Linked DNA regions of Homo sapiens: region 2 is linked to region 1. A link is a loop called in an ENCODE intact Hi-C map of the cell type or tissue named here. Cell type or tissue: MCF 10A. All regions are shown on one strand. Each heading gives the region's core, and the rest is flanking DNA. Links, peaks and the distances in the headings are about the cores only. Region 1 overlaps WWOX (WW domain containing oxidoreductase). Region 2 overlaps WWOX (WW domain containing oxidoreductase).

What was found. Hi-C counts contacts between places; a loop is a spot of excess contacts. Peaks named below come from ENCODE experiments on the same cell type or tissue, not always from the same donor. Only the 100,000 strongest peaks of a DNase experiment are listed, where the experiment ranks them.
Region 2: it touches region 1 in a loop (2.6-fold over the local background); 11 of 110 quality-filtered maps call a loop at or near these places.

The regions. Positions count from the first base shown.
Region 1 is chr16:78,676,184-78,692,306 of GRCh38, reverse strand. The region is part of intron 8 of WWOX (WW domain containing oxidoreductase); the gene reads right to left. Among named protein-coding and RNA genes, the nearest start is that of WWOX-AS2, 180 kb to the right of the region's middle. In MCF 10A, for the core only: no CTCF peak of the experiment used is centred there; DNase peaks (open chromatin) are centred at 7,836 and 8,126.
Region 2 is chr16:78,504,385-78,520,507 of GRCh38, reverse strand. All of the region lies in intron 8 of WWOX (WW domain containing oxidoreductase), which reads right to left. Among named protein-coding and RNA genes, the nearest start is that of WWOX-AS2, 12 kb to the right of the region's middle. In MCF 10A, for the core only: no CTCF peak of the experiment used is centred there; a DNase peak (open chromatin) is centred at 6,497.

The sequences.
Region 1 (16,123 bases), core at 3,415-11,414:
TCAAAAGGAATTGGAAAACAAAAGTTGTTGCTTCTCTTCCATTTACTATTAGATTGAGAGAAATGGACTAGATATTAATAAAACCTTAGGAGTTAGACAGTTCCAGGTTGAAGTACAACCACACTCCCTTCCTAACACATGGATTTCCTCACTGTATTAGTCCGTTTTCACGCTGCTGATAAAGACATACCTGAGACTGGGAAGAAAAAGAGGTTTAACTGGACTTACAGTTCCACATGGCTGGGGAGGCCTCAGAAACATGGTGGTAGGCAAAAGGCACTTCTTACATGGCAGTGGCAAGAGAAAATGAGGAAGAAGCAAAAGCGGAAACTCCTGATACACCCATCAGATCTCATGAGACTTATTCACTATTATGAGAATAGCATGGGAAAGGCTGGGCCCCATGATTCAATTACCTCCCCCTGGGTCCCTCCCACAACATGTGGGAATTCTGGCAGATACAATTCAAGTTGAGATTTGGGTGGGGACACATCCAAACCATATCACTCACCTATAAACTGGGAGCTAATAGTAACTCTCTCCTACAGGGATACTGCAAGGGTAGAGAGAGACAGTGCTTTATTATTTTTTTCCTTTTGGAGACACGGTCTTGTCCTGTTGCCCAGGCTGGAGTACAGTGGCAGCAACACGGCTCACTGCACTCTCAACCTCCTAGGCTCAAACAATTTCCTTGCCTCAGACTCCCAGTTAGCTGGGACTTCAGGTGCACACCACTATACCCAGATAATTTTTTTTATTTTTTGTAGAGACAGGATCTCACGTTGTTGCCCAGACTGGTCTCGAACTCCTAGGCTCTAACCATCCTCCCACTTCAGCCTACTTCAGCCTCCCAAAGTGTGGAGATTACAGGTGTGAACCACCATGCCCAGCCAGATGTTTTCTAAAGCACCCTGTAGGCCAACTTAGGAGATTTCCTTTCTGTCACCTTTGTCATAAGATAAAGCTATGTTGAAAATGAAATAATTGTAAATCTTTTACAAGGTAAGAACTCACCAAAGTCACTGACAATCAGAAGTGACCTCCTTCTACCAGGCAGTCTGAAACCTGGAATCACAAACAAGAGAAGCATAGCTAAAATTCTAGGCGCTGGACCTACATCTATTCTCTTATCGCACAAACACTGGGGGAAATACTGTGCTTTTGCTTTTATGAACTTCTAAAGCAATAACGACTGGTATTCAAAGCACTCTTACTTTCAAAAAGAAGTCATTAATACATTTTATGAAGTCAGAACTCATTAGTGAAGATGTATCGAGTATGTCTGCTTAGTGGAGATTATCAAAGGGGGTCTACGAATGGCGTTGGACATATAGATTGAGGCCTGGTTTCACAAATGGATAAACACTACAGAAACCTCAACACAAAGGCTTCGGCCACCTGCAATATTTGAAAACCCCCAGGTATTGATACGGTGCTAAGAGACAACATCAAGCCATCCTGGGTAGGCTGCTGGAGCTCTTGAAACATACGCATATGCCATTCATTTTACTGAACGGTTTATATAGAATCACTGGCAGTGCTTAAATAATTCAGGGACTTAATGGTAGAAGTTTATTCATACATGCATCCAGGCTGTGACTGGAAAGCACCCAGATGGAGGGACAAGACAAAGAACCAGGTTGGGAGTATCCTTCTGAGTTTGCAACTGTGAATATATTCATGTGTGTGCCCTATTTCCACCAAATGCTTTCATGTCTTCATTCAATAAACATTTCTTCTTCTTTTTTTAATTTTCAGACAGGGTCTCATTCTGTCGCCCAGGCTGCAGTACAGTGTCACGATCATGGCCCACTGCAGCCTTGACGTCCAGGGCCCAAGCAATCCTCCCATCTCAGCTTCCTGAGTAGCTAGGAATACAGGTGAATGCCTCCGCACCTGGCTAAGTTTGTTTATTTTTTGTAGATACGGGGTCTCACTGTGCTGCCCAGGGCAGTCTTGAACAATTCAGCTCAAGCAATCGTTCTGACTCAGCCTTCCAGAGTGCTGGGGTTACAGGCATGAGCCACCACGCCTGGCCAACAAACATTATTTATGTGTTCACCATGTGCACTATATCCGGCCCTACACAACACATGGTCCTCAAAAAGTTGGCAGTGTGGAGGGGGGGTTGTTAAAAAGTTATCCTGGCCGGGCTCGGTGGCTCACACCTGTAATCCCAGCACTTTGGGAGCCCAAAATGGATGGATCACCTGAGGTCAGGAGATCGAGACCAGCCTGGTCAACATGGTGAAACCGCATCTCTACTAAAAATACAAAAATTGGCTGGGCATGGGGGCGGGCACCTGTAATCCCAGCTACTCAGGAGGCTGAGGTAGGAGAATCATTTGAGCCTGCGAGGCAGAGGTTGCAGTGAGCCAAGATTGCATCACTGCACTGCAGCCTGGGCAACAGAGTGAGACCCTGTCTCCAAAAAAACACACAAAAAAAACAAAAAACAAAGTTACCTTGACATTTGTTAAAATGGTAAGGAAGACTTTATGCAGGATTATTTCAACAGGGGTCAAGGCTGTTGCAATAGGGGAGAGAGATAGGGCTCAACTCCAAATATAATAAAGACAGCTGGAGATTTATAGTCAAGGAACAGAGTAGCAGGGGAGTGGGAGGGTCAGTGGATGCAAATTACTACAAGGAACCACAAGGGTAGGAGTATTCCAACTTAACCAAGTTAGCAGGATTTTTGCTGAAGGCAGGCAAGGGTGATCAGACATGAAGGGTGAAGGGATTCTCTCTAGACTGACTTAGAATGACTCTTACAAAGACTGGACTATGAAGATCCAGCAAGGAGAGAGGAGCAAGGTCAAGGTCTAGTTGAGAAGTGGGCTCTGAGGAGCTGAGCTAAAGTTTGGTCAAGGATTCTTTGCCAGAGGGAAAAGGGAAGACAGAAGTTGCCCCAGAACATTATGGGACTCAGCCAGAGTTTCTTAAAGAGATATGATGTCTGGGGTGTTTAGAGAGCATGAGCAGGACTAAGCAAAGAGAAAAATACAAGGCGTGCAGACAGCATGTGTGTGCAAAGCACAGTTTGGCAACCTTCCAATGGTGACGTATGGCTTGAACAGCATTTCTCAACAAGGTCACTACTGCCATTTTGGGCTGAATCATTCTTTGTTGGTGGGGTGGAAGTAGAGGGTGGGAGTCCTGTGTGTTTGGAGATGTTCTGCAGCATCCCTGACTGTATTAGTCTGTTCTCATGCCACTAATAAAGACATATGCAAGCCTGGGTAATTTATACAGCAAAGAGATTTAACTGACTCACAATTTGGCATGGCTGTGGAGGTCTCAGGAAACTTACAATCATGGTGGAAGGGAAAGCAAACATGTCTTTCTTCAAACGGCAGCAGGAAGGAGAGGTGCCAAGCAAAGGAGGAAAAGCATCGTATAAAACCATCAAATCTTGTGAGAACTCACTCCCTACCATGAAAACATCATGGGGGTAACTGCACACATGATTCAATCACCTCCCACTGGGTCCCTCCCATGACACGTGGGGATTATGAGAACTACAACTCAAGATGAGATTTGGGTGGGGACACAGCCGAACCCTATCACTAACCCCTACCCACCAGATGCCAGGAGCACTCTCCCTCAATCCCTTGCCCCTTCCCCAAGTTGTGACAATTAAAAATGCCTCAGACATTATCAATTATCCCTTGGGGGAAAATTTGCCCCGGTAGAGAAGCAGTGGCTGGAAGGATGGCTGCAAAACTCCTGCAGGATGGAGGGGGACAGTTGTCTCCGCTGAGGAGGGCACCTGTCCTGGGGTGTAAAGGTGATATAATGAAGGCAAAAGTTTCTATTCTCTCAATATGGTGGGTTAATATGCAATAGAGAGAGGAAAAATAGAAAGAAGTGAATGAGACTTAGTGCATCAGGACCTGAAAAAGTAGGATTTGTCAGGATCTTTTTTTTTTTTTTTAAAGTAACTGATATAGTGACTCATCATGAATGATCTCGTGAATTTTCTCTCAGAAAATTTTCCTATTTCTGATTAAGATCTAAGGATAAAGACGATGCAACAAGAAATAAAACCAAGCTTTCTACAACTTAAATAAATCACTGCGTTTCAAAACATTTGGACATCTTGTCACTTTTATCTACACAATAAGGCCTCACATTTTTTTTTTCTAGCTTATATTTGAAATGCATTTCTATTGCAGAAAACTTTAAGATATATAGAAATAATAACCATTCCTGGTCTGTGAATTTGAATTGTGGCCTGTGACATTCTAAGAAGATTTCAAAAATTATTTACTAATTTAAATAACTCCTGTTTCGGCAGCAATTGGCAGCAAACCAAGTAGCAAGTTCATTTGTACCACACTAGATCTGACCTCACTTGCATTTTCTTTTTCATTTCTAGCACAATTAGCAAAAGAAAGGGAGTGGGCCATTTAACATGCGTTTCTAGCTAATTTTTAATCTGTTCTAATGCATGAATTTAAAAACGCCTACTTGAGAGCTTCAGGGATTACTAAATAATAAGCCCTAAAGGTTCCAAAATCTGGTTAATAGTCAGACCTGGAGAATATGAAATACAGTGTTAATTTAGAATAACATAATGCCTAAAAATGAAGCAAGTTAGATCTAATTGAGCTATGAACTGCTTGCCTAGTACTGTGTAATAGAGGCTGTGCTAACCAAGGGTTCCTGAGCTATAGATAACCATTACTCTTAGAAAATATGTTTATTGGGGTCTCTCTCTCTTCATTACCCAACCTCATAAAGTATATGTCTGCGTATTCCGATAAAACATAGAATGGCAAGGCAGAGTCACAATTAGGACGCCCTGAGAAGCTGCATCATAAAATGGTGTCTGTCTCCAAATGATTGTTCACTTAACCGTGATAAATATTTATCAGCATGCAATAGAACAAATCCTTCAACAATCTCAGGCCACACTGAAAATGAAGGACTTTCGCATTTTCGATTCTCTTCTTTCGATAGGTACAATGCTTTAATCTAAAATGTAATTTGATGAGATTTTGATTTTAAATTAGAATTACGACATGGAGATGTTAAGAACATATTGGGTTCATATTTCCAATATCTACTTAAAGCAACTTGGATTTACTGTTATATCATGAACAGAGACAAGAGAACTGTGTTGAACAGTGTAAATATGAAACACTGCTAATTTGGGTGGTTATTCAATGTATAACCTTTTATGTCATCAGTACTCTCATTGGAAAAAAAAATGTGTTTTAAATGATAAAATAAAGATGAAAATAAACTCCTTAATGATCCCTACTCTCTTGTTGGCCATGATGTGCCAACTGGGGAAACATAAGGAAAACTGAGATATAGATCGTGATGTTCCACTTAACTTGCAAGGCACAAGCCTTAGCTGCTTGGATATGGAAACTGTTTATTACTATGTGGCTTCATGCACAGTCAACAGAAAAATGCCTTTTGAAAAGAAGAACACTGCCTTCCTGGGTGAGTTTCGAAAACGAAGCCTGTCTCCTGGCCAGAGAAAACAGTTTCTGCAAGTCAACTCTGTCTCTGTTAGATAGCTACAGAAGGCATATGGAGTGCAGGGTGGAGTTGCTTATAAACATAAATGCCTACTGGGCCTTTCCTAAAACAACTGGATTCCCGGAAAAATGTCCTTATCATTGGTTCTCAAACTGGAGGACTTCCGAAAAAACAAATTAAAACAGGAGTTCCTCCAAAAACACAAATAGCTGGGCCCACTCCCCTTTAGTGTTTCTTATTCAGGATTTCTGGGGTGAAAACAGAAAATATGCATTTCTAACAGATTTCTTTTTTTTTTTTGACAGGGAGTCTCGCTCTGTCCCCCAGGCTGGAGTACAGTGGCACCATCTCTGCTAACTGCAAACTCCACCTCCCGGGTTGACACCATTCTCCTGCCTCGGCCTCCCGACTAGCTGGGACTACAGGCGCCCGCCACCACGCCTGGCTAATTTTTTGTATTTTTAGTAGAGGCGGGGTTTCACCGACTTAGCCAGGATGGTCTGGATCTCCTGACCTCGTGATCCGCCCGCCTCGGCCTCCCAAAGTCCTGGGATTACAGGCCTGAGCCACCGCGCCTGGCCTTCTAACAGATTTCTGAGTGATGCTGGTGTTGCTGGCCTGGGAGCCACACTTTGAGAACCAGATTCCTATAGCCAAAGAAGGATCCAGAAGGAAAAAACTTCCAGTGAACATCTGGTCCTGACTGTATGAATGTCTTTCCCCAATCTATAGATCCCAAATCTACTTGCACTTTCTTTTCCTTTTATCTCATTCTCTTTATTTCTTCCTTTCCTGCCCTTTTGTTTTATTTCCATTTCAAATTCCCTATTTCTATTTCTCTTCCCATTCCCCGTGGGTCCATGTCTCTCCTCCCTCCCTACCCACCTCTCTTTTTTCTTTTTCTTTTTTGTTTTTTTTCCTCTCTCTCTCTTTCCCTTTCTTGGCCCTGCTCTCAGATCTTTCCCTCAACAATAATCAGCCTCCCACCAGGCTCTCAACAGTGACCGAGATTACAGATACACCACACATGGGAGAAACACACAAGCCAAGATCTTACTCCTTGGCAAGCCAAATGAGGGGCAACTGTCGGAATAATTTCAAAGAGGGAGGACAGGAGTTCTGTGCTAAGCATTCAATAGCAGAAGCTTCTCTGCCTTTGCATTTAGCACCACACAAGCAAAACATATATGGCCATGTGAAATATACACAGAACAGTTATGTACGTACTGCTGGCAGATTGACTAGATTCTCAACATTAATTTTCATTTTGGGGGCTATTTTTGCATTTTAGGATACATAGTCCCCAGGTCTAGTTTTAAAATGCACTTAACTCCCATGCTAGGTGAAGATTTATAACAAAAGTGACTATTAGGAGAACATTCCCAGGTGAAGATCTACCATAGACAGACTTAGCTCTTTATGGCCTTATTGTGTCAGACTCTGAATATTAGACACATACAAAAAAAAATCACAGAATGAAAGTTATTAGGCTGCAGAATAGCTTCCCAAGGGACGTCCCCAGGCCTCATCACTTGAGTCATTAGAAACAAGACCAAACCAAACACTTGACTCTACCATTAGGGAATACTCCTGCCCTGGCTGAGGGTGGACAAGATGACCTCACAGATCTCTCCCAGTCCTCCCAGGGTCATAAAAACAGAATGGAAACTCTGACTAGACATCACGCTGCAGAGAGAAGTGGAGATACCAGTAGACTGAAAAGCAAGATCTCAGAGGGTGGACGATGTTACAGTGAACAGCACAGAGAAAAAATAATCCTGAGGATTGTGGCCAAAGGACACCCCAGAATAAAAATCACATTGAGAACACTCCCCAAAGAGGCCCACGATGCAATTTTGCAGACAGAGCTGTAAAACAACATGTGTTCACTAGTTTCTGATACATACTATGAGTGTTCCTATGCTCTGACTATAAAAGGAGTGATGAATTACAAGTGTATTTCCTGGCTCCCTCTTTTCTGAAGCTATAACTGCTTCACTGAAACATATGGGAACAAAGAGAAGCTCAACTAGGTGACAACTATGGTGCTTCCATAGTTCAGTATGATGCGTCCCACTAAAAAGTAGAGTTTAAAGCAGCTGAAACCAAGATTAACCTGGAAGAAGATAACAGGTCCCCCAACCCCATCCATGAGGGCAGAGTCCTTTCTCAGCCATTAGCAGGGACGGTGGAGTGTTCTGTGAGGTCCCACATGGCTTCTCCACCCCAGGGATGTTGCAGCTGTGAGGCACAGCCTGAGCCAGCGGGCATGCTTGCATCACATCCAGGTCCCGTAATAAATCTGAGGGAACTGCAAATGGGTGGGGTGGAGAGGAATTCTGGACTTGATCTGACTCAACACGCCACAGCTGTCATTCCAACTCACTTGGCCCTAAACTGCAAAACCAGTCATCCCTACCCACTGGCACTCCCTGCTAAGGAAAACCCTCATGGTTCATAGGTCCTTCTACTTAGGTGGGTTTTGTATTACCTGCCACCGCTCCCCTTCCCCACTCTGAGTACACCTGGACAGACCGCAGGTCCAATCATACATGAGCCAAGGGCAAATCTGTCCAGAAGTTTGCTCTGCAATCTACCAATGGGAAAGATGACTCATGCCAGTGGATTTCTGCGCTAGGGAATTGGGAAACCAACTCTAAGCCTGTTGCAGCAGGGACAGCTGATAAAAAGATGCCATGAGGTTGAGTTGAACTGCACGGCCATGAGCTAAAAAGGAAGCATGTGCGAGCCAAAACTGTGAGGGAGAAGAATGAATAAATCCAGCAGCAGCAGAATCAGCTAGTCAGAAAAAGAGAACGCCACAGTTGTGCAGGAGGGGATCGCAAGAGACAGTTACCCAAAACTGCCTCCTTTCCTCAGCTTGCCAACATTATCTCTTACAGTAAACCTTTTTCTTAGAAGAGGTGGCACAAGTAAAACTCTGTTCCTTGTGACCAAAGACGCCGAATTAAACACTCAGAAAATCTGAATTACATACATCTTGATGAGTGAGCTCTTCATGCCCTAAATCACGACTGTTGGATATTTAACTTGAAAATGCCCACAAGTCCCTGAAGACCACAACTTATCAATGGTATTGAAAACAAGAGGTGAGGCGTGGCAGCTCGTGCCTGTAATCCCAGCACTTTGGGAAGCCGAGGCAGGAGGATCACGTGAACCCAGGAGTTCAAGACCAGCCTAGGCAACAAAGCGAGACTTTGTCTCTATTTTTCATGTAATTTTTTTTTTATTATTTTTATTATTTTTTTTTGAGATAGAGTCTCCCTCTGTCAGCCAGGCTGGAGTGCAGTGGCACAACCTCGGCTCACTGCAACCTCCACCTCCCCGGTTCAAGTGATACTAGTGCCTCAGCCTCCAGAGTAGCTGGGATTACAGGCACACACCACCACGCCTAAATTTTTTTTTAATGTTTTTAGTAGAGATGGGGTTTCGCCTTGTTGCCCAGGCTGGTCTCCAACTCCTGAGCTCAGGCAATCCACCCGCCCTCCTGAGCTCAGGCAATCCACCCACCTCAGCCTCCCAAAGTGCTAAGATTACAAGTGTGAGCCACCGCGCCCACCTCCTTGTCTCTATTTTTTAAAAATAAAAATGAATTTAAAAAAAATTTTAAAGACCAAGTAACACTCAGTGTTTTCCTTACCTGCTCTTTTGGAAACTGGAAATCGATTTTAGGAATATTTCTGGGATAGAACAAAACAAGTCATCTGGAGTCAGAACCCAGGTTCTAAATGACGATCCTTCCTACCCCACCAAAGGTATCCATCACAGCAGCCTACAGATTCATTTATTGAAATCTCACATCTTAGAAGTGTTATCCTCACAGAATCATTCATTTACGCGGGGAAATCACTCACTTGGAGCTTATGATGTTTAGTCACGAAAGTATGTTTTTGCAAAACACCTACAATGCATTATCTAAAGCTGCTAAGCACCACTGTTCTATTTGCAGCAGGCATTAAGGCATTATCCTTTGTCCCATGCTGTGGACAAATGAATGGTGCAAGAAGTACTGGCTCCAAATTACCGTGAAGGGGAGAAATACCTTTCTTTAAAATTTTATTTTCATTTTTAATTTTTTAATAGGGTTGGGATCTTGCTATATTTCCCAGGCCAATCTCAAACTTCTCAAGCAATCCTTCTGCCTCAGTCTCACAGACTGCTGGGATTACAGGGGTGAACCACCACATGTGGCCTTCTTGTATCTTCAGAGACAGGGTCTCGCTCTATCACCCAGGCTGGAGTGCCATGGCATGATCGTAAGTCGTTGCAGCCTCCAACTCCTGGGCTCGTGGTATCCTCCTGCCTCAGCCTTCTGTGTAGCTGGGATTACAGGTACACGCCACCACCAGACCCGGCTAAAGGAAAAATAATTCATTGAAGACTGGTGCCAACTACCCACATGCAGAAACATTCATCCTCACTGGTACAAAAAAACTGAGCTGAAAGGTGTGAGCCATCTTTCAGTGGCTCTACTTAAACTATTAAACTACCAAGTATTTTAAACTATTAAGTTTACTAGTTTAAATAGAAGATTGTTATTTCATGACAGAAGAGTGGCATAGTGGGTTAGGCCCAATTTTCAAATATCAAGCGATTGTAGCAGATCCTGATTTGTAGGTGTAAAAAATAATTAGTAAAAATAAAATAACAGTAACACCAAAGGCCATTTGCTGAGTGTCTACAATGTCACCAGCTGCAGACTTTACATACATGCATTTTCTCAGTCGTCACAGTCATTTGGAGCATGGAGAACAACTCTTTACAAATGAAAAGACTTTTAAAAATCACTGCTCCAACTGTGGTCTGAGAGCTGTAAGCATCAGTGACATCTGGGCGCTTGCTAGAAAAGCAGACTCCTGGGCCCCAACCCAGAACTAGAGAATGAGGGGCTCTGCGGGGTGGGGCCCGAGACTTGTGTTTTTCTAACCAGCTCTCCAGCGGAGTCTCACACCAAAGTTGAAGAAAAGAAGCCCTGACTTAGAGAGTAACTTTCCAAGGCCAAATAGATAGTACGCCACAGAGTCACTGCGCACGCCTTTGTGCTGAGTATTGGAAACTGTCCCATTCACTTCAGGTAATTAACGAAGAGCTGGGCTGGGGATAATCAGGTTAACACCTGTAATTCAGGATTCCCCTGAGATCAGGAGCAGGAACTCTCAAACCTCGGTCTGTCCCTAGAGATTCTAATGGGCAGAGCCCTGTATTGCCCCTTTGCTTCTTCCCTTTTTCCTTTTTTTTTTTTTGTATATGGAGGAAATCTTGGGTGGCACGAGCCCTGTTTTTTGAAGTCATAATTAAAAGGGCTCTGATTCAAGTGTCTAGGATGTTTCCTTTATTGTTTTATAGATGAATGTGGAAAAAAAATTGACCTTTGTTTTGGTTTTTTGAGACAGAGTCTCGCTCTGTCACCCAGACTGATGTATAGTGGCAAGATCATAGCTCACTGCAGCCTCTACCTCTGGGCTCAAGCCATCCTCCCACCTCAGCCTCCCAAGTAGCTGGGACCATAGGCACATGCCACCACGTCCAGCTTATTTATTTATTTATTTATGAGACAGTCTTGCTCTGTTGCCCAGGCTGTGGCATGATCTCGGCTCAATGCAATCTCCGCCTCTCGGGTTCAAGTGATTCTCCTGCCTCAGCCTCCAAAGTAGCTGGGACTACAGGCATGCGCCACCACGCTCAACTATCTTTTGCATTTTTATTACAGATGGGGTTTCACCATGTTAGCCAGGGTGGTCTCGAACTCTCGACCTCAGGCAATGCGCCCACCTCGGCCTCCCAAAGTGCTGGGATTACAGGCGTGAGCCACTAAGTATGGCCTAAATTTTTTTAGTTTTTTGTAGACAGAGGGTCTCACTATGTTACCCAGGCTGGTCTCAAACTCCTAGGCTCAAACTTTCCTCCCACTTCATCCTCCCAAAGTGCTAGGATTACAGGCATGAGCCACCATGCCTGGCCAATAAAACTAAGCTTTAACCATCACAGCAGGTACTGTGCCCAACACTGGGCTAAGTGCTCCATACCCAAACTGTGCAATGGGACACTCTACTGTCACGGAAACGTTCTTTCTGTATGTGCTACCCACAGTGGGAGCCACTAGATGTGTCCGGATGTTTAGCACTTGTAATGTGTGAGTGAGAGATTGAATCTTTAATTTTATTTAAAATTTAATTTAGCTTGAAATGGCCCCACGTGTCCACTGGCTACCTTCAAGTATTGGATAGCCCAGCTCTACATGGCTTTTTGTTTGTTTGTTTTCTTTCCTTTGAGACAGAGTCCCTGTAGCTCAGGCCGCAGTGAAGTGGCATGATCATGCCTCTACCTCCCGGGGCTCAAGCGATCCTCCCACCTCAGCCTCCCGAGTAGCTAGGACTACAGGCACGTGACACCATGCCCAGCTAATTTTTGTAGAGATAGGTCTTTTTACGTCGTTCAGGCTGGTCTTGAACTCCTGGGCTCACGCAATCCTCCCACCTCAGCCTTCTGAGTAGCCAGGACTGCAGATGCATGCCACCACACCTGGCTAATTTTTGTATTTTCTGCAGAGACGGGTCTCGTTATGCTGCTCAGGCTGGTCTCGAACTCCTGGGCTCAAGCTATCCACCAGCCTCAGCCTCCCTCAGTGCTGGGATTACAGGCGTGAGCCGCCACGCCCAGCCTAGATACCTTTTCTTATTTAAACTTCACTCTAAGCCTGTGAGGGCTGAAGCTAATGTTATCCCTACTTTACAGATGAGAAAACTGAGGCTTGCAGAGGTAAAATAAAGAACCGATAGGAGCGCATGGAGTCAGTTAGTGGTAGGGCTGGGGTCCTAAGCCAGGTCTGCTCTGACTAGAGGATTTGCAAGGCACAAAAGCACTCAGCTGCCATTGGTTACGGAGTGTCTGGGAAGCTGCTGCTCAGAGCCCACCTAAGCAAATGCGGCAGCAATGACAGCATGGCCCCTAAAACAGTTGACTCTGAGTGTCTCTTTCTGCAGGCAGCAAGAGTGCTGCTGTTCTCTTGGCAGCCATCAATGAGAAGATGTTTGGACATTATTCTCATGTTATTAAATGTGCATTTTCCACTTAAAAATAAGGAGCTTCTGTCACAAATGATTTATATGAAAACAATACTTCTCCTGGCAAGGAAACAGGAATAGGAGCTTGTTACTGTTCCTTTCAAGAATTAAAAGAGGTGGGGAGAAAAGCCTGTGTCTGTATTATATTTATTTTTTATTTATTTACTTATGTTTTGAGATGGAGTCTCACTCTGTCACCCAGGCTGGAGTGCAGTGGTGCAATTTTGGCTCACTGCAACCTCTGCCCCCCGGGATCAAGTGACTCTCCTGCCTCAGCCTCACAAGTAGCTGGGATTACAGGCCCACACCACCATGCCTGGCTAATTTTTGTATTTTTAGCAGAGACAGGGTTTTACTGTGATGGCCAAGCTGGTCTCGAACTCCTGACCTCAGGTGATCCACCCGCCTTGGCCTCCCAAAGTGCTGGGATTACAGGCGCAACCCACTGCACCCAGCCACCTCACCCATCTTTCTACCTCTACCTCAACGCCATCATGGTAAGAAACGGGTTCTAGGATCTCGGGCACCTGTAATCTATTCTCTACCTTTCACAAAGCAGGTCACTGGGGGACACAATCCTCCCTGAATCCATCCCTAGGTCCAAGACGCTGGTGTCTCCACAGAGTAACTGCACCAGCCTCAGCTTCACCAAATGGCATCCTTGAGATTCTAGAAACAGGCTTGGCAATTGCCCCCTTCCCTGCTTTCCTGTCTCTCCACTGGGGGCAATATGGTTGTGGGAGGAAAAGGGTCTAGGGCCAGGCTGAACTGATGCCGTATGCCAGGCCCACTCTGAACAAAGTGTGCGGTGCCAGCCTGGGTAGGTGGCTTAACCTCTGTGAGCCTCAGTCGTCTCCAGAGTAAACTGGGAAGCACAGGGACTCTTTATGGAGCTGCTCTGAGAAGTCAATGAGGGGATGCATGTAAAGCACTTAACCCCAGGCCACGCACAAGAAGAGATCTGAAAAAAGGTCAGTTTCCTATCGTTCCTCCCTTCCAGCCCTCCGTCAAAATCTTGACCCTCTTTTAGGTTTATCTCAGACCCAATCTTACTCATCAAGACTTCCCTACCCTCCAAGACTCCATGTGTTTTCCTGTTTTCATATTTTACAGATCTGTACCTATGCCTATTGTAGTTCTTTATACAATTATCACATCTTGGCATGGACTCAGCTTCCTGAGCACTGGATCTCCGCCTTGCCCAGCTTTTCCTTCCAGGTTGCAACCAGCACGTGGCCCTGAACAAACAGGTGCTCAAATGTTTGTTGAATTGAGTTTCTATAAAGATTGAGGCCAAACTAAAATAATCCATTCATTCATTTATTCACTCAATATAGATAAATATTTTTAGACAGAAGGTCTCGCTCTGTTGCCCAGGCTGAAGTGCAGTGGCCCGCTCATACCCTACTGCAGCCTTGACCTCCTGGGCTCAAGCGATCCTCCTGTCTCAGCCTCCTGAGTAGCCAGGATTACAGGTGTGACCCACCACACCCAGCCCATTCACTCACTTTTCATTAAGCATGTAATCTACCAAATGCCACGTAAGGCCACTGGTACTCAGGACCCAGGAGAGACCAAGGCAGACAAAACCTTAAGCCTTCATTCACTCTCCAGTGGGGAGGGGGAGGGCAGTGAGACAATTAGCAAGTAGACAGATTAAACAGAGAAATGATGTCTGCTAAGGAGAAAAATAAAGCAGGGTAGAGATTCAGGGACGGCAGAGTTTGGAAAGAAATTTGCTATTTTAAACAGTGGCTAAGGATGTCATCCCTGAAAAGGACATATTTGGGCAAAGATTTGTAGGAGTGGAACGGGCTACTTTTTAGAAATAACATTAATTTGGAGGCAGGAAATTGTACGCCTAAGAAATGTTTGGTTCTGTACTCAGAAGGACACCATAAAGGAAATACAATGTGATGTCACTGACCACCCTCAGTTCCCATGTTTCCTCTGTTTTAATACCAGCTAGTGTTTTCTGGACATATCCTATGTGCCAGGCAGTGCCCAAATGCTTTATAGACCTGAGTTCATCACAAGAGATAAGATAGAGACCAGAGATGGAAAAAGTCACCACATGCATGCCCCAGGCAGGTATCATAAAAGGTGAAAGTCAGGTGTCCCACACTGTAAACAACATGGAGTTTTGGGGGTTGCATGTCTGAAAGGACCCATAACTATTCCTCCTAGAGCAGAGGCTGCTAATGAGTAACTGACCACAGAACAGGCTCAGGATGTTTGACCTGTGTTTTTGAAAGAAGCTGGAAATCCGAATTTTTTTTGTGAAACTTCTCAACTTGAAAACGTTGGCAAGCCATTGCAAGTTTTCAAAAACAGGATGCAGGCCAAAATTTTATTTAAACAGTGTTTTCAGGATGTATGTAATCTCAACATTGAGTTTTCAACCTCTGGCAGAGTGTACGTAATGAGTAGACAGAGAAACCAAAAACATTTGCAAGAATCCTGTCAAACAGCTGCCTGACCCCTATACCCTGAGGCCGGGTATAATTCAGGTTTGAGAAGAGCCTGATTGCCTGGGACCCCCTCATGCACCTGCCCAGGGGACAGCAAGCTTTGGGGTCTGTAAACACTGTGTCCTTATGTGTAGATGCAATATAATGCCTACGAGAATTTGAATGCAAAAACAGCTCATGGTTCATTAAAAAAAAAAAGTACGCTAGGTATTCATAAAAACTGCTTTTGTTGCTTTTTTAAATTTGCTTACGTTCTACCAATAAAAATGCATTTGGCAAAATAGTCCAGAGGAAACACCGTTTTTATTCAAAACTGTTTTTCTTCCCCTTTCACTTGATACTTCTAAATTAACTTATCAATAATGTATTAAAGTAATACTCAAAAATGGAACAATACTGCACCTTTAAGAAAATATTATTTTTCCTGAGGTCCTATCAAGGTAAAGTTCATCAGTATTCAAAGAATGAGCAAAGCACTTCAACAATTTATTTCAATAAAAGAAGACTTAGCTGAAACGAGTATAAATGATGAGAACTTGCTTTAAACTGATTTATTCCCTGCAGCAATAAAAGCAATGTTTCTTCACTCAGCTGTTTAATATGCAAATATGCAGAACATCCAGCCCCTGACAGCACATCATTAATAAAACCTTGCACTGAGCAGAGTGCCCGATATTTCATCCTGATGAAAATACATGATGATGATTTTAGACTGTAGACTTTGAGTTGGAACAATGTGCTTTCCTGGTGATGAAACCCACCAGTCACCAAAGGTGGGGGTGGGGAGCTTTTTAGGTAAGTGATCCAATTTCTGCAACAGGAACTCCCAGAGTTAAAAAAAAAAAAAAAAATAGTAAATATGGAGGGCTGTTAATAGCTCATGCTACCAAGGCCTAAGTGACAAGATCTGAATGGAGGGCAATGCAGGAACAAAAGGGGACAAAGTCTGAGACCCTCGCTTCTTTAGAGGATGGTAGCAGGTTAATTTTCTGTGTTTTGTTTCGGACTCTGTAGAGAGCATCCCGCTTCTTCTGCTTGATGGTAGCTTTATATCCAAATAGAACAAGACAG
Region 2 (16,123 bases), core at 2,814-10,813, 170 kb after region 1:
GAACCATTAGTAAAAGCAGGCTAGTTACTTTCTAATACTTGTCTGCAAAATATGTGTGTAAAACTGATGGGCTTTCCACCTGCCTTTCCAGCCTCGAAAACGAAATCAGAAGTCTTCGAGACATGAAAATCAATTAATACTGTGATGGGCTGGTCAAATTACTCCTTCTAATGTGCGTATCCTTAAGTACCATCCACTTTTACATCTAAAAAATTCACTGCGTTGAGTGTTTCTATCAAGACTTTGGCTCTCTTCACCGTAATCCATCAGAATGATAAAAATCCATTTTCAAAATTTAGAGTCCAGCCTGGCAATCCTATGCCTGGGAACTCATCCCATAGGAATAAAAGCTTCAGACTGGACATGCGAACAAGGATGTTATTGCATCACTATCTGTGGCCGGGATGGGAGTGGAGGGAGAAACCTTTCGAAACTAAGTGAATGTCCCTCAATAAGTTCCATCTGGGAAATGACTGCATGGTCACAGTATGTTCTCAGTGTGGAAAACCATACTACAATACAGAACAGCATGCGTAGAATGATTCCATGTTTTATTAGGTGAAACTACTGAAAAAAGAATCTCAAAAACCTTTAGTCCATTCACGCTGCGATCCCAAAATAGTATAACTTAGGTGGCTTATGAGTAACAAATTTATTTCTCACAGTTCTGGGGGCTGGAAGTTCAAGATAAAGGGGCCAGTAGATGTGGTGTTGGGTAAGGGTCCACTCTGGCTCATAGATGGCACCTGCTTGTGGGCTCCTCACATGGTAAAATGGATAACGGTCTCTCTTGGGTCTGTTTTATAAAGGCACTAAACCCATTCATGGGGATTAGTACCCTCCGCCCCCAGGACCTTATCATGTCCTAAAGGTCCTGCTTTGTAGTACCGTCACGACCTTGAGGATTAGGATTTTAACCTGTGAATTTTGGGGGGATGCAAACTTTCTAACCATAGCACACCCTAAATATGCATCTGTGTATGTCTATATATCCATATGTAATATATATATATATATTTCATAGATGTATAATATAAATGAAGAAAAAAATTAGAAGGAAACACATTAGACTGTTAACATGTTTTACCTTCCATGGAAAGGTCTGACGTGGGAAGAGGGTAGAGGAAGAAACTAAGCCAAAATGTGATCAAAATGATGGCCGTGAAGATGACTATTACCAGAGCAACATGCTTACTGCCTTCAGGAAAGCAATCGGAGCAAGCTCTGTGGCCCTCATTGGGTTCTAGGCACTCCGCAAGTCCTTTAACACACAAAACCCTTTTAATCTTCACAGCTGGGTAAGGCAGGTAACATCAAGAGCCTCGTTTTAGAGATGAGATCCCTGAGGCCGGGGGCCACAAGTCACCTGCACAAAAGCCACACAGCTAATAGACGGAGCCAACTGGCCCCACTTCAAAGACTATACATCCATCTATAGCTGTCTCATGTATAAGATTAAATTAGAAAAACAGCTAAACAAAAACTAGACCTATCCACTTGCCAGTAGGTGAGAAATCAGCTCAGAAGACAGTAAACAAGCAAGTTTTTTTCTGTAAGCTGCCTTTTCCTATACTTCAGAAGACCACAGCTATGAACCATAACACCCGTGAGTACCAAAGAACACATGTGGATGTCGCAGGTTAAGGGCTGAAAGGTCATTTTATGCACAGTGAAATCACAGGCAATCCATTTCTCTACCACCCAGCTAAAGGAAATCCCTGTCTTGAAGCCAGACACCTCCTAGGAAGCTGGCCTTGTTCTGGTGCCATTGGGACCTTCTCTGTGTGGCTGCCCACTGGTTCCCCAGGACCTTGCATGGTGGCTGCTGAACAATCGGCATTCAATAAAAAGTTCTTAAATAAATGAAATCTAGATGCCCAGTAAATACATGTTGCTAAGGCTAAAATTATAAGTTTCCATTGTGTAGAAATGGACAAAAGTACTCCTAAGGGAGCTGTGAGTATGTTATATAAAGATAACATTTATGGGCCAGGCGTGGTCACTCACGTCTGTAATCCCAGCAATTTGGGAGGCCGAGGCGGACAGATCACTTGAGGTCAGGAGTTCACGACCAACCTGGCCAACATGGTGAAATCCCATCTCTAATATAAAATACAAAAATTAGCCAGGTGCCTATAGTCCCAGCTACTCGGGAGGCTGAGGCAGGAGAATCACTTGATCCCAGGAGGCGGAGGCTGCGGTGAGTTGAGATCACGCCACTGCACTTCAGCCTGGGTGACAGAGCAAGACTCCATCTCAAAAAACAAACAAACAAAAAATAACATTAATAATAATAATAACAAAAACAGCAACAACTACCACATATTAAGCCCCAACTTAAAAAGCACAGTGATAGACTCTGTAGGTACATATTTCATGTGACTCTTATGAAAATACTGGAGAGCACATACTGCCGTTCTGATCCAACAGATGGGGAAACTGAAGCTCCAAGCATCTAATTACCAAGCTCAAAGACATAGGAAGGTGGGGGCTGGAATACAAACCAAGGACTGTTACTTCTCTTTTCAGTCCATCTCTGTGGTCCACACATATCTGCCACTCACTAGTAAAGAAAAGACTAAAGGATGAGGTGTCCTGGTTCTTCATTTAAAGTTACACATTCAGAGTAAAAAAAAAAAAAAAAAAAAAAAATAGGTTGTGTAACATCATTCTTTTTTTTTTTCACTTCTTGTTATATAAAACGACATCACTCTTAATCCAGAAGGAAATAAACCTCAAAGCCAAGGTAAACAGCTCCATAACGTGACATGTGTTTAGTTTAAGACCCGTCCCAACATGAAGTCAACGCATGCCCTTTCCATCCTCACCACCTCGCGCTTCCACCAGACATGGATTGCGGGGAGCGCTGAGGACTTTTGACAGATGTGGCGACGCAGAGGGATACTTCAGTTTCCACCCTCTCCGGACCACAATATGACAGTTACAGAATTCAAATCCATTTGTATCCCCTGTTGAATCCCACATAATTCAGTAGACATTCATTAGGATGCCATAATGATATCACACAGCCATAAATACATATGCGAAGCGTCGAACAAGACATTCATATTTAAACATAGCTGGAAATAATTTCAGTTCTGGTGATTTTCAATTGCTCATTCTATTACTTTTCTGTGGATGCTTCAAATGTCAAAATATAGGAGAGAACCAAGAATAAAGGGGTGGGTGGGTGGGTGTGTGTGACAGTTCCTAGTTTAGCAAGAAAAGGCATTTGGGTACCAAGTTACATCTGACAAATATTTTGTTTCAGGAAAAGGTAACTTAATAATAGATGATAAGCTCCTTGATATGTCAATTGCAGAAAAATCATTCACACTCCTATAAAATGCACTGTAAGATTTTAGTATTCTCAGATACCTGCTTCATATTTGAAGGATGGCTGCCCCGATTTCATAAATAAAAAACACATGGAAGACTTTTTCATAAAACTTTAAAAACTATATAAAGCAAACAAATAATGCAGTTAAAATTAAAACCACTTGAAATTCACTATTTTCAAGGAGGAGGAAAAATGATTTCTCGGGAAACAGACCCAAGTCTCCAAAAAGGTACAGACATGAGGTAACACCAATAATAATAATGTTAATCTTGATCTTTTTCTTACAGTTCTCAACTGCAGACAGAATCACACAGTTTGGCTTCAGCCTCAATGATGTGTCCATTAACACCTCTCTTCTCTTAGTAGTTTTCAGGTACCTTGCCACGGATTTTTGAATTATTTAAATGGAAGGAGCATTAGGAAACCCTCGCGTTTAAATTATGCTAAGTAAGGATCATTTCAGCTGGACTTTTGCCTGTGCAAAAGTATATACCCTGCAGGCACGTGTGAAGGGTACAGAGGAATAGGAGGAGACAATACACGTGCAAAATGGAGAACGATGGCTGGGGAACAAAATTGTAGAAACAGGCCAAGTATGCATGATATTTTAAAGATTCCAACATCACAGAGGAAATCTGAGTTCAGATATTTGAAGAGATGATGTCAATTTTCTAAAATGTTTCCAAATGTCTGGAAAGCTCTGAGCATGGGAATTAAAAATGAATAGAAATCTAGCTACCATAAATAACAGAATATCTGTAGTATGGAATATTACACAACTATTAGAAGAAGTGGGTTCTCTCTTTAACTGTTGACCTGGAGGTATGTTTGTGACCGTCCAGGGAAAACCAAGCAAAGAGCAGCAGGCATAACAGGACAGTGTTCTTGTAAAAGCCAACAGCAAACCCTCCCTGCATTTGGCATAGATGTCTGTTTAAGGATGGAAGAGCTCAGAGAAGAGTGTGAAGGACTCCCGGGGCGCTGTCAGCTGTGGTCTTGGGCAGCAGGTACTTCTGGCCTGGGCACTGCGGAAAGAAAGGGGCACGCCAAGAACTATTTTTCTTGCTATTCATTTGCACGGTTTCAATAATTGGGATGAGCACATGCTACTCTCTTAATCTGTGAGAAAACCTTAAAGAGAGGGAGCAGGGAAGGGGAGAGAAGAGAAAAGGGGGACAAGGGGGGATGGAAGGAGAGAGACTGATTGATTGACTGATTGACTGAGAGACAAATGAAACCTAACAACACGTAACAAAATTTCACATGGGCCAAAGATGTTCACCTTCAGGTGTCTTTCTACCTTGCCAGACTGCCAAGATTGGAGAATGTTATTGCTTTTTTTAACTGAAGGTGCTGACTTATTGGAAGAAGACCCTGTACCCTCCGCTAAGTTACCTTTGCAGAAGAAACTGTTGCAGAAGTGCTGAACACGCAGACCTAGGGCAACGGGCAACGCGCAGTCTGGCAGGTGAAAAGGCAGGTGTGGAAGGGAGCGGCTGCGAGGAGAGGCCGGCAAGAAAGCTGACGGAAGCTTTCCATCTCACCTAGGCATCCGGCCTGGCTCTGCACAGAGATAGCTATGTGATGCCCGGATGGTTCCACCAGACGTTTCTAAAAACGTTCATAGACAACATGCAAGTCACCTACCTCTTCTTGCACACTTCCGGGGAAATGACCAGTACACCAAGCAAACCATTAGAAATAAATAAAAAGAGCTGGTGTCTCATCTCAGTGTGCCTCTCAAACACAGATATGCCATTTAATTCCTTAAGTGTTAGTTAAGTAACTACGATGAGCTTAGCTGTACGCAGAGTCTGAAATTACATCTTCAATTCCCTCCACACACGAGATCTATTTTTTTCTCATTAGAAAAGTAACAAAATCATTTCAGAAAATAGTCAGCTATGGAATAGTATTTTTTTGTTTGTTTTATTTTCTGTTTCTGAGACAGGGTCTCGCTCTGTCGCCTAGGCTGGAGTGCAGTGACACGATCTCGGTTCACTGTAACCTCCGCCTCCCGGGTTCAAGTGATTCTCCTGCCTCAGCCTCCTGAGTAGCTGCAATTACAGGCGTGAACCACCAGGTTCAGCTAATTTTTTTTTGTATTTTTAGTAGAGGTGGGGTTTTGCCACACTGGCCAGACTGGTCTTGATGTCCTGACTTCAGGTGATCCACCTGCCTCGGCCTCCCCAAGTGCTGGGATTATAGCCATGAGCCTCAAAAACGCCTGTGATTCTCAAAACACAGACCATGGCCATCTTGCTACCTGATATATGAAACTTCACTTTATGGGGCTGTATTCCCAGCACTCAAATAGTGAGTGGCACATAATAGATAATTCATTGGTCTTTTCTGAGAGAAGGGAGGCAGACAAATTATAGTAACATTATTTATGTATATCTATTTTCAATGCCTGTGTGTTTATATAGCCAGAAAACCACCCTGTACATACTGTTTTTAAACTGCTTATTCCACTTAATAATAAATTGCCAGCCTTTTGCCAACACTAAATGCATTTTTTAAATGCATCAAGAAACTCTTGCTATCTTGCCCTGGGACAGGTAAGGAAATCTGGTACACTTATCGGTCAAGGAAGCTGTTATCAGCACCAAGAGCTCAGAGGAAAGGCAATGATGCCTATCTAAGTGTACCAGGGCCGCAGATTAGGACCACTTCACCTTTGCTAACTTTTTAGCTCACTGCACTGCTTTTACCTCCACACATGGAAAATGTATCTATCCTTTGTCAAGCAAACTAATAGTGAAAACCTGCCAAGGAGAAAAATTTCATGGACCTAATAGTGAACTCACAAGCTGTTTTCAAGCAGTTGTACATGCACACACTCAATGGCAGCTGTTGCACATAATTAATGTGCTTATTATACATAATTATCTAATTACTAAAGGAGGGAGTCAAAGCAAGTGTGGGAGGAAAGATATTAAAATCTGCTCTTTTTAGAATGTTCTATAACATAGACTAGGTTGCTGTATCTGAAAGTCACTCTCTAAGTTTTTTTCTGACGTCTGAAGCCTCTATAGAGAAAGTCTTTCTAAATGCTTGAGCAGTATTTATGGGGTTGGCTGATTTTGAGTCATTCTATTAACAGAATAGGTTTCTCAATAAATACTATATAAAGAAAATTGTGACATACAACTATTCTTTCGCAACACTGTGTGAACCAGGACTTGTAACAGACACCTGCAAGGGAAGAGTTTCCCAATGGATGTTCCCAAGAAGACTGTCATACAAAGTGATACAAGTGGGGGGGGGGGGAGTGGGAACTGTAATATAAATTTAGAAAACACTGTTTTTCGACCAAGTGTTCCCTGTAAGGTTGATTCCAAGACGTGTAAAGTATGCAGGTGGATGGTAAGTGGTGACGTAAGTTTGGAAAATACTATTCGCTCCCCTTCTTAGAGGGGTATATGAGACATTTACATACAAAGGCTCTGATAAGTATTGTATTTCTCAAATATTAATAGTTTTGACACAGAATCCTTTTACACCACCTCTGTATATTTGTAAGTATCAGTGGGACTCACAGGCAATTTGTATTGGAGGACAGGCTAATATTTTACTATTTCCCCTGGATCATTCCTTCACCAAAAGGTTAACTTTCATGTTGAATTGAACCCAAGGTGGAATTCAACCCAAAAGCAACCATCATACAGTAAGATACATGAAAAGCTAAAGCAAACTCTACCCATTGAAGGAGTCTCAAGGAATGTCATTTTCCAGTGATTCCTAGCCTCACTGATTCCCCCACCAGGGCAGTGGATACCCTATCTCAATCATTATTTCCTACGACCCAATAATTACATCTTTTATCAAATGTTGCCCATACCCTCTCTTGAGAATATTCAAGCTCCTACAAATTCCACATCTGAAAAGAGAGCCTCCTACTTACATAGAAGAGATAATTTAGCATCTTTGAAGTATAATTTATTTTATTAATTTGTCAATTCATATCCTGTCTCCTTCCAAAAATGATTTGAGGCATTTGTTTTAATGCTATCATCAAAATTCAATGGGCCATGACCAACGGAGAGAATGAAAATACAAACCAGTTGGAATCTCCAAAGGCACATGTTCATTACGTTTACTACTTAACTTTAACTTTTAATCTCGGGCCATAAAAATTGTCCTAATGAAAGGTCCACAAATATCTCCTAAATGTGCAAAGCAGCAGCTGTGATGACCCACAGCATATGCAGGGCTCTTTTCACTAATGGGCCTTCCTGCCTGGGACTGCCTGAAAAGTAAGACTGGGTAACACGCAGATCCAGATTCTTCCAAAGTGATTCCAATGGGAGGGCTGCATTCGGAAGCAAAGGGACTGCTCTGTTTCTGTTTTTAAATTCAATTTCAAAGCAATGCAACAGTAACCTTCATTGATTTACAAGCCAGTCAAGCTTATTTTAGCATCACTAGTGCAAGTACTTGTGAAAAAATTAATTATTTACCACATATACATAATAACATGAAAACCTGCGAAATGAGTCTCATTGAAGTCCCACCCAGAAATCTTTCTCATCCTTTAAGGCTCCGCACATAGTAGGGGACTCAAGTCCTATTTGCTGAATGAACAAATGAACTCACTCCACTTGAGTATTGCTTTTTTAAAAATTCCATTTCTAATCATGCATTCAATGCTAAGTAAATACAATTAATTGCCCAATAATTTAAAGTGATAAAATGGGTTTTGGTGAACACGTTTAATTCTACTCAACACATTTTTAAAATCAGAAACACTCAAAACTCAGTATTATTTTTCCCTCAAACCTCTTACAAATTGAATTCTGGAAATAAATATACTTTTAAAAGTATATTATCATCATAGTGCATTTCTGCATGAACAATCCATAAGAGTAATTGCTTTTATAATGTGATCCATAAATGCAAATTTACAGGAACCAGCAATTGATAATATTAAATATCGGGAGTTTCTTCTCCATGTATATGGCTTTTTCCTTTTCTGTAATACACCATTCTGAGGAAACACCACAGGGCTGCTATACTTGATCACACAATCTTTATCATTATTTTTCCAGCGTTTTAAAATTAAGTGCAAGTTGCATTGCTAAGTTTAGAATCTTGGATGGAATAACTTGTGTTTGAAGCCAGTGTCTCTAAAACCCTTTATTTCTGATGCCCAGCAAGTTTGATACAACTTCTTTTCATATGTAAAGTGGATCTATGAGATGCTATCTTACCCATTCAACGCAGAAGAATGTGTAAACAGAAGTAGCTGGGTATTTTAGCAGTAAACGGATAATGTCATAAACAGCATGTTGTATTTAATATTCAGATCAAGACATCTCTGTCTCATTCCAGCAGACCCTTCTGACAAAAGCCATCCCATGTCTGCCAGAAGTATCGAGTCCAGCTGAGGACAAATTTCAAGATGAACCTGAAATCAATTTGCCATCAAATTTTCATGCCTCTCCCAGACTATCTGTGGCATTTTATTAGCAGCACCCTAGGCGGGGGGTACTACAGATATTGACACTTAGCTCCTACAATAAACTTTATTGGCAACCTCTGTCTGAATGCAGTACTCAACGAGAATAACAAGAAATATATTGGGAGATGTAAGTGAGGACGTGCTGTAATCACTCGAATCCATTTTGTTCAAAGGGCCTGGGCATTTCTTAGGCAACAGGCTTGGGGGCAACAGGCCTGCCCTCTGAAGTACTACTGACCTTCACATTCAACGTGCCTGCAACGTGCATGGGATTGCAAAATGTCATCTTGTTCCCTTTTTGTTTTCAGCTGGACGTTTCTGGTGTGCATTATTTCAGAGTTCTCAAAATATTTCAAATCCTTCGTCAACGGTCATAGTGTCTGGACCGAAGGCATCCCTGTGAACTCCGCTAAAAGGCTTGACGGAAGGGAAAAGACATGGTGACTAATTGTACTAGGAGGTGATGTGTGCGCTGGGGAGGGGGAGGTAACCAGCTGCTTTTACATTAATGACAGCCGTCTTCTGCCTTTTCCCGATTTTTGTACAGGCGGTTGCAAGGGCTGTAAATATCAGAAAGGGGAGGACCTGCAATTTGCTAATCATAAAGGACTTTTGCTCTCTGAAAACACCCTGGGACTATAAACACGCAGTATGAACCAGGCACGCTGAGCAGCCCACTATGCCAGGTGGCTTTGCTGCTGGACACGTGGGGTAGGCACATGTCATCTTGCTCCCCTCAATGGTGATATCAGATGGAAACAACACATACAACCAACAAGCACCATCTTTGTGGCTTTGCGACTCTGTGCCAGGCACCGAAGCAGGTGCATTGCACAGGTCATGCATCCTCAAACATCCTTGAAAGTTAGCAGCTGATGGAAGTGAATCCACTGCTGTGGTAAATGTTTAACAAACACTCCTGCCAAAATGAAAGGGTGTGTGTGAATATACACACATATGTTTATCATACATTTTACTGATACGAAGGATCTGTAGCACACAATTTACAAATAAAAATAAACAACATTCTTTATTGTAAATCCCACAGAGCCAATTGATTCTCACTCAATGCTTTCATGGATTTGTGCCCAACTCTTGTATCCATAGCTAAATTATGGTTGCAGTTGATGAGAAAGTGCAGTTACATGTAAGTATTGCTTGATACTTTTCAGTTAATCAGAAAGATGAAAGTGGCCGGCACGGTGGCTCACGACTGTAATCCCAGCACTTTGGGAGGTGAGGCAGGTGGATCACTTGAGGTCAGGAGTTTGAGACCATACTGGCCAACCAATCAAAAGGGTGAAACTCCATCTCTACTAAAAATACAAAAATTAGCTGTGCATGGTGGTGGGTGTCTATAATCCCAGGTACTTGGGAAGCGGAGGCAGGAGAATCAGTTGAACTCAGGAGGCGGAGCTTGCGGTGAGTGGAGATCGCGCCACCTCTAGCATGGTCAACAGAGCAAGACTCCATCTCCAAAAAAAGAAGGATGAAAGTGAAACAATAAAGACAGACATATTTTGATACATCACTCACTCTTCAAGGGCATAAGTGACTCCTAAGTAACTTCTTTACTAATACACTGAAGGAATATTTCCGAGAGAGACAGACAGACAGACAGACAGACAGACAGACAGACTTGGAGACAGGATCTCTCTTTGTTGCCCAGGCCAGAGAGCAGTGGCACAATCATGGCTCGCTGCAGCATCCCCAGAAGCTGGGACTACAGGCATGTGCCACCATGCCAGCTAATTTTTCTTTCTTTTTTTTTTTTTTTTTAAAGAGATGAGGTCTCACTATGTTGCCTGGGCTGGTTTCCAACTCCCAGGCTCAAGTGATCCTCCTGCCTCGGCCTCCCAAAGTGCTGAATTTGTGAGCCACACGGCTTCCTCAATTTTTTATACTATTCATAATGTAATGGTTTATAGGCACTGTACGCTTCAATTTAATCTGCATTATTAACATTGCAATCACTTTCTAAGTCAAGACAATATAAACAAAACAGTGAAGGCTTGATCAGTAGTTTTTGCCTGTTTCCGTGGTGTAAATAGTCCTGCCATCGCTGCTTTTCAGCACCCAAGTTGGTATCCCTGAATGCAGGGCTGGGAAGCATTGCACACTGGCAGAGCGTCTGCAAATACTCCACCGTATAGACACAACAGACGTAGATAACCGCAAAAGCACAGCTAATAGTCACATGCGGTAAAATGGCTACGGAGTATTGAGGTGCGATTATTATTATTATTATATTATTTTTTTTTTTTTGAGACTGAGTCTCGCTCTGTCACCAATGCTGGAATGCAGTGGTGCAAACTCAGCTCACTGCAGCCTCCGCCTCCCGGGTTCAAGCGAGTTCCTGCCTCAGCTACCTAAGTAGCTAGGACTACAGGTGCTGGCCATCACGCTCGGCTAACTTTTGTATTTTTTAGTAGAGACAGGGTTTTGCCATGTTGGCCAGGCTGGTCTTGAATTTCTGACCTCAGGTGATCTGCCTGCCTTGGCCTCCCAAAGGGCTGGGATTACAGGCGTGAACCACCATGCCCGGCAAGCTTCAATTATTAATTGAATAACTTTGTCATTGTCCTGTCCTGTTCTACACGAAGGGAGGGCCTCACTGCACACTGGAAACAGTGCCCACTGTGCAAGGGCAGGCAGGTGTGCACGCACACACACATACGTGTCTACAAAGCCACACATGCACGCCTTTAACGGGAGATCCTGCTGGCGAAATCTCGTTATTTGCCTAGAGAGGATACTTTTGAACAGCCAGCCAATACATGATGCAGATGTAACAGCAGAAGATAATTAAATATCTGCATTCCTGAAAAGAGTTGGTAGGTTTGACAGAGACCAAGGAGAGAGAGGAAACAGTAATCACCCCTTCTGACCAGGGGCACCCCAGCCACCAGATCAGCCCTGTGGAGAGACATCGGCTGCAGGCATAGTGCTCAGATCTGCAGATCCCGGCATTCACGCTCTGCTTCCCAACTCTTTCTCCATGACCACCAGCGTTTCTTCTGTTGCTTTGAAATGGAGGGCACCATCAGCTTTCAACTACTTATCAAAAATGAGCAACATCATTGTGCTCTGAATCATTTGCTGTAATTTCTCAGGCAAAACCTGGTTTGAGAAATAAAACCTAAGAATAGGGACTGGGTGTGAGGTCTAGAGAACACTCCGACATCAAGGCCAGGCTGGCCAACCCTGTTCTGCAGAGCAATTAGCTACGTCTTGCAGCTAGATGGCTGTGTTGTTTTTGTTTACAGGTGTCCAATCTTTTAGCTTCCCTGGGCCACAGTGGAGGAAGAATTGTCTTCGGCCACGCATAAACTACACTAACACTAACAATAGCTGATGAGCGTTAAAAAAAAAAAAAAAAAAAAAAAAAAAAAAGGCCGGGCGCAGTGGCTCACGCCTATAATCCCAGCACTTTGGGTGGCTGAGGCAGGAGGATCACCTGAGATCAGGAGTTCAAGACCAGCCCGGCCAACATGGCGAAACCCTGTCTCTACTAAAAAAATACAAAAATTAGCAAAGCTTGGTGGTGGGCACCTGTAATCTCAACTACTAGGGAGATTGAGACACGGAGAATTGCTTGAACCTGGGAGGCAGAGGATGCAGTGAGCTAAGATCATGCCACTACACTCCAGCCTGAGTGACAGAGCAAGACTCCGTCACACACACACACACACACACACACACACACGCACGCAACCAAAAATCAAAAAACACCACAGTCCATGCATAAAAGGTCCGTGCATAAAAATCCTGATGTTCTAAGAAAGTTTACAAATACGTATGGGGCCACATTCAAAGCTGTCCTGGGCCACATGCGACCCGGGGGCCATGGGTTGGACAAGCTTGTCTGAACAGGTGCGAATTCGGAGGATCTTTCACGCCTTATTAATCAAGGCAGGATGCTGAGAATGGCTCTGCGCTCAGCACACGGCACAGTAAGACTGTGTTTCCTCCTCTACCATATTATAATTCAAGCAAATCCTCAACAGGTAAGAACGCATGCCAAGAGGTGCAATGCTGATCTGGCTGGAGACGGGACCAAGGCATTTCTCAAAGAATGTCGAGTATGGGGGTGATATGTGTGTGACACTGATGTTGCATGCCTGCTTACTCAAGGATAAGATGCCTAATAGGACATGCAGTGGGTCTCTCTGCGTGTATTTTCAAAACATAAAAACACAGGCAGCTTTTTATGGACCAACCGGAGTGGAAGTATTCTAAAGTGTTACCCAGAAATGCCAGAGCTGTAAAATGACTGAGATATAAACTAGAATATTCTATCACTTCTCAGCAACATTGTTTGTTTCCTTTTGACTTTTTATTTTTATCCCAAGGGTCAGTTGCTTAAAATAAGCATTGATGTTTCCTAGGCACAATTTACATTTTGAATGTGAAGTCCAATCTATGGTTCTTGGCTGGGGAAAAAAATTCTTATTTACGTTTATATATTACTGCTAATCTTGTCTTTAAATATAGTCAGCACACAGAAATCACTCATGTTCTGTCTCCTCAATAGACTCCTGATTCTTTTCATTTGTTCTCTGTTGGTTGAATGAATAGAAGAACACTATCAAAGTCTATCACTTTATTTGGGATGATGTTGCTCCTGCTAGAAAGATCTTGCTTCTCCTCCAGGGTTTATGACAACAGCACAGGTTAGAAGGGACCCTGAGGTCGTGCACGGTGGCTCACGCCTGTGATCCCAGCACCCTGGGCAGCTGAGGTGGGAGGATCACTTGAGGTCAGGAGTTCAAGACCAATATGGCCAACATGGTGAAATCCCGTCTCTACTAAAAATACAAAAAATTAGCCAGGCGTGGTGGTAGGTGCCTGTAGTTCCAGCTACTTGGGAGGCTGAGGCAGGAGAATCACTTAAACCTGGAGCCAGAGGTTGCAGGGAGCATACAGAGATTGTTCCACTGCACTACAGCCTGGACAACAGAGCAAGACTCTGTACAAAAAAAAAAAAAAAAAAAAAAAAAAAAAAAAACACACAAAAAGGTAGAGATCTTGAGCCTGAAAAGAACTCAAGTATAGCAATGACCAGACCTTGGGTAGGTAATAATTAATCACCACAGAACTTTGAACAGCCTCCACTCCAAAGCTCTTCCCACTTAGGGGATTCTGTGTCCCTGCATCCAGAAAAGGGACAGATATAGAAAGGGAGGATGCGGTCTCACCGGGCCATAAACATGTGAGTGGGCGGAGGCAGTCTTGGAGACTCTGAATATACCTTCCGGGGGTGGAGGGAGTCAAAGGAATGCTCAGGCTCTCTTTCGTTTTTCTTCTCTGTCTTGGGTAAAAATGACGTGTTATAAGCACTCGAGCTCTGCTCTTCATTTTTATAGAGTGGCTAAGTCACTGACCAGATTCGTTTCCGAAGCAAAAGCGATATAGAGTGTCAGCACGCGCCAAAAACACGCTTGGACTCTTGGCCAGGAGAACACAGCCTGTGTGTCCACAGGGAGAACGAAGAGGCCAAGTTATGTTTGGAGGGCTGCCTCCGATTTCTGGTGCAGTCTTTTCACGTCCACAGAAGTCACTACCCAAAAAACTCGAAGCCTGTCCTCCCCTTCTCCAGGCAGCCCCTGCTGGCCAAGCGAGGAGCTCTTGGACGCAGACCAATCCGATACTCAGCAGAAGATCCAGGGGTGCAAGGGTCGGGAAGGGGCTGACGGGGAATGGTGTGTCTTCTTGCCGGATCATTTCTCTCCTCTGGCGTTCAGCCAAGGAAATGCGGTTTGCAGAGCCAACCGGGTCCTTCTCTCTCCAAATCACATTGCTCATGATTAGGGAGAGAAAGGCCGAATCTTCCTCCATGGCCCTGGAGTCCTCTCCACCCACTCTCTCTACAGAATCAGATCATCTGGGTAATTTTTAAAGTGTAGTATGTGGGCCAGCTGGAACTAGTTGCCTCTTCCTGGCCAAATGCTTGGGGTTTCTTCCAGCCTTAAGCCTGCATGCTCCCTGTGCTAGGGAGAGCAGAGAGGCATGGCCAGGACTGGGAATGAGGGTGTTGCTAGCCAGACTTCCCAGCAACTTCCTGAGTTTGGAGCAAGCCAGAAGCGTGATTTTTTGGTGAGGCTGGCTGGCCCCAAGAGGTAGGGCACTGGGCGCTGTAGCCCAGCACTTCTCTAGAGCCCAGCAGAGTCTAGGTATCCAGTGCTTGAACAGTCTCCCTGGGCTGCCCAGGCCAAATCTAGGTACGAAGCGTTAAAAAAGTAAGATGATTTTCAGGGAGAAACAGATTGGCTTTCTCCAGTCTCTTCCATCTCAGAGTGTCCTGAGCCCCACTCAGAGGGCCTGGTGGACCCGAACTTTATTCTAGAAACTAGGCTAGTTAAAGAAGGCATTGTCAAGCCAGAAGCTGCCTCGGAGTCTTGGCAAGTGTATTAACTCAGTATGAAATAATATAAACAGAAAAGAACAATATTCTGTTTTCTCACTCCAGGCATTCTAGAGGCTGACGATTAGAATTCATTTGGGATGGGCCACAGCTTTCAAAAGTAAGTTCTGTGTATTTAAAAGATCTTTAGATTTGAAGTTCTGAAGAGTGGGGGCTGCCTGGTGTGAACGCTCTAAACCCTATTGTGCTTCGGCGGCTCAGAAAAATTCAGGAACAATAATATCCCTTAGAGGAGGAGAAGGAACTGTGTGAAATACACCATTTATCTCCTTTCGTGCACAAAGGCATATACATAAGCATATACAAAAACACATCAATTTATACATTCTTTTCCGGGGAGTCCTGCAACGTTTCCCAGTCATTATTTATATTAATTAATGTGGGTTTGGTTTCGAAACTGCTCAGATTAAGAACTCGAGATATTCTAGAAAGTAAATAATCCAGCTGTTGCCTACCACAGAGAGCCCTGAGCACGGATGCATAAGCTCTGGATTTGGCATGTAAACGGGGAGGCTTCATGCGTCCGTGGCGTGGTTCCAAGCCCCATGACCAGCCTCACTTTTGCAATTGAGAAACTGGAATTAATTCTCCCATCCTCCCCGATGCACAGAGATGTGTTCAGGATAAACCGAGTCATATTTCATAAGTTCTGGGTGCTAAAGGGGAAAGAAAGATAGTATTACGAAGACACTGGCATCACGACGCCCACTTCTGGAATGAGCCAGTCTGTTGAGCATTTACATAACAAAATAGCAATGTACTTTCCATGCCATAGCAACCCTGGAAGAAAACTGCGAGGTGGAAACCCTGGACAATTTGTATGAGGATTCTTGAAAATCTGAGATAGACAAACGCATTCTGAGAGATCAAGCTTGCTTATAAATGTTGGTTCATA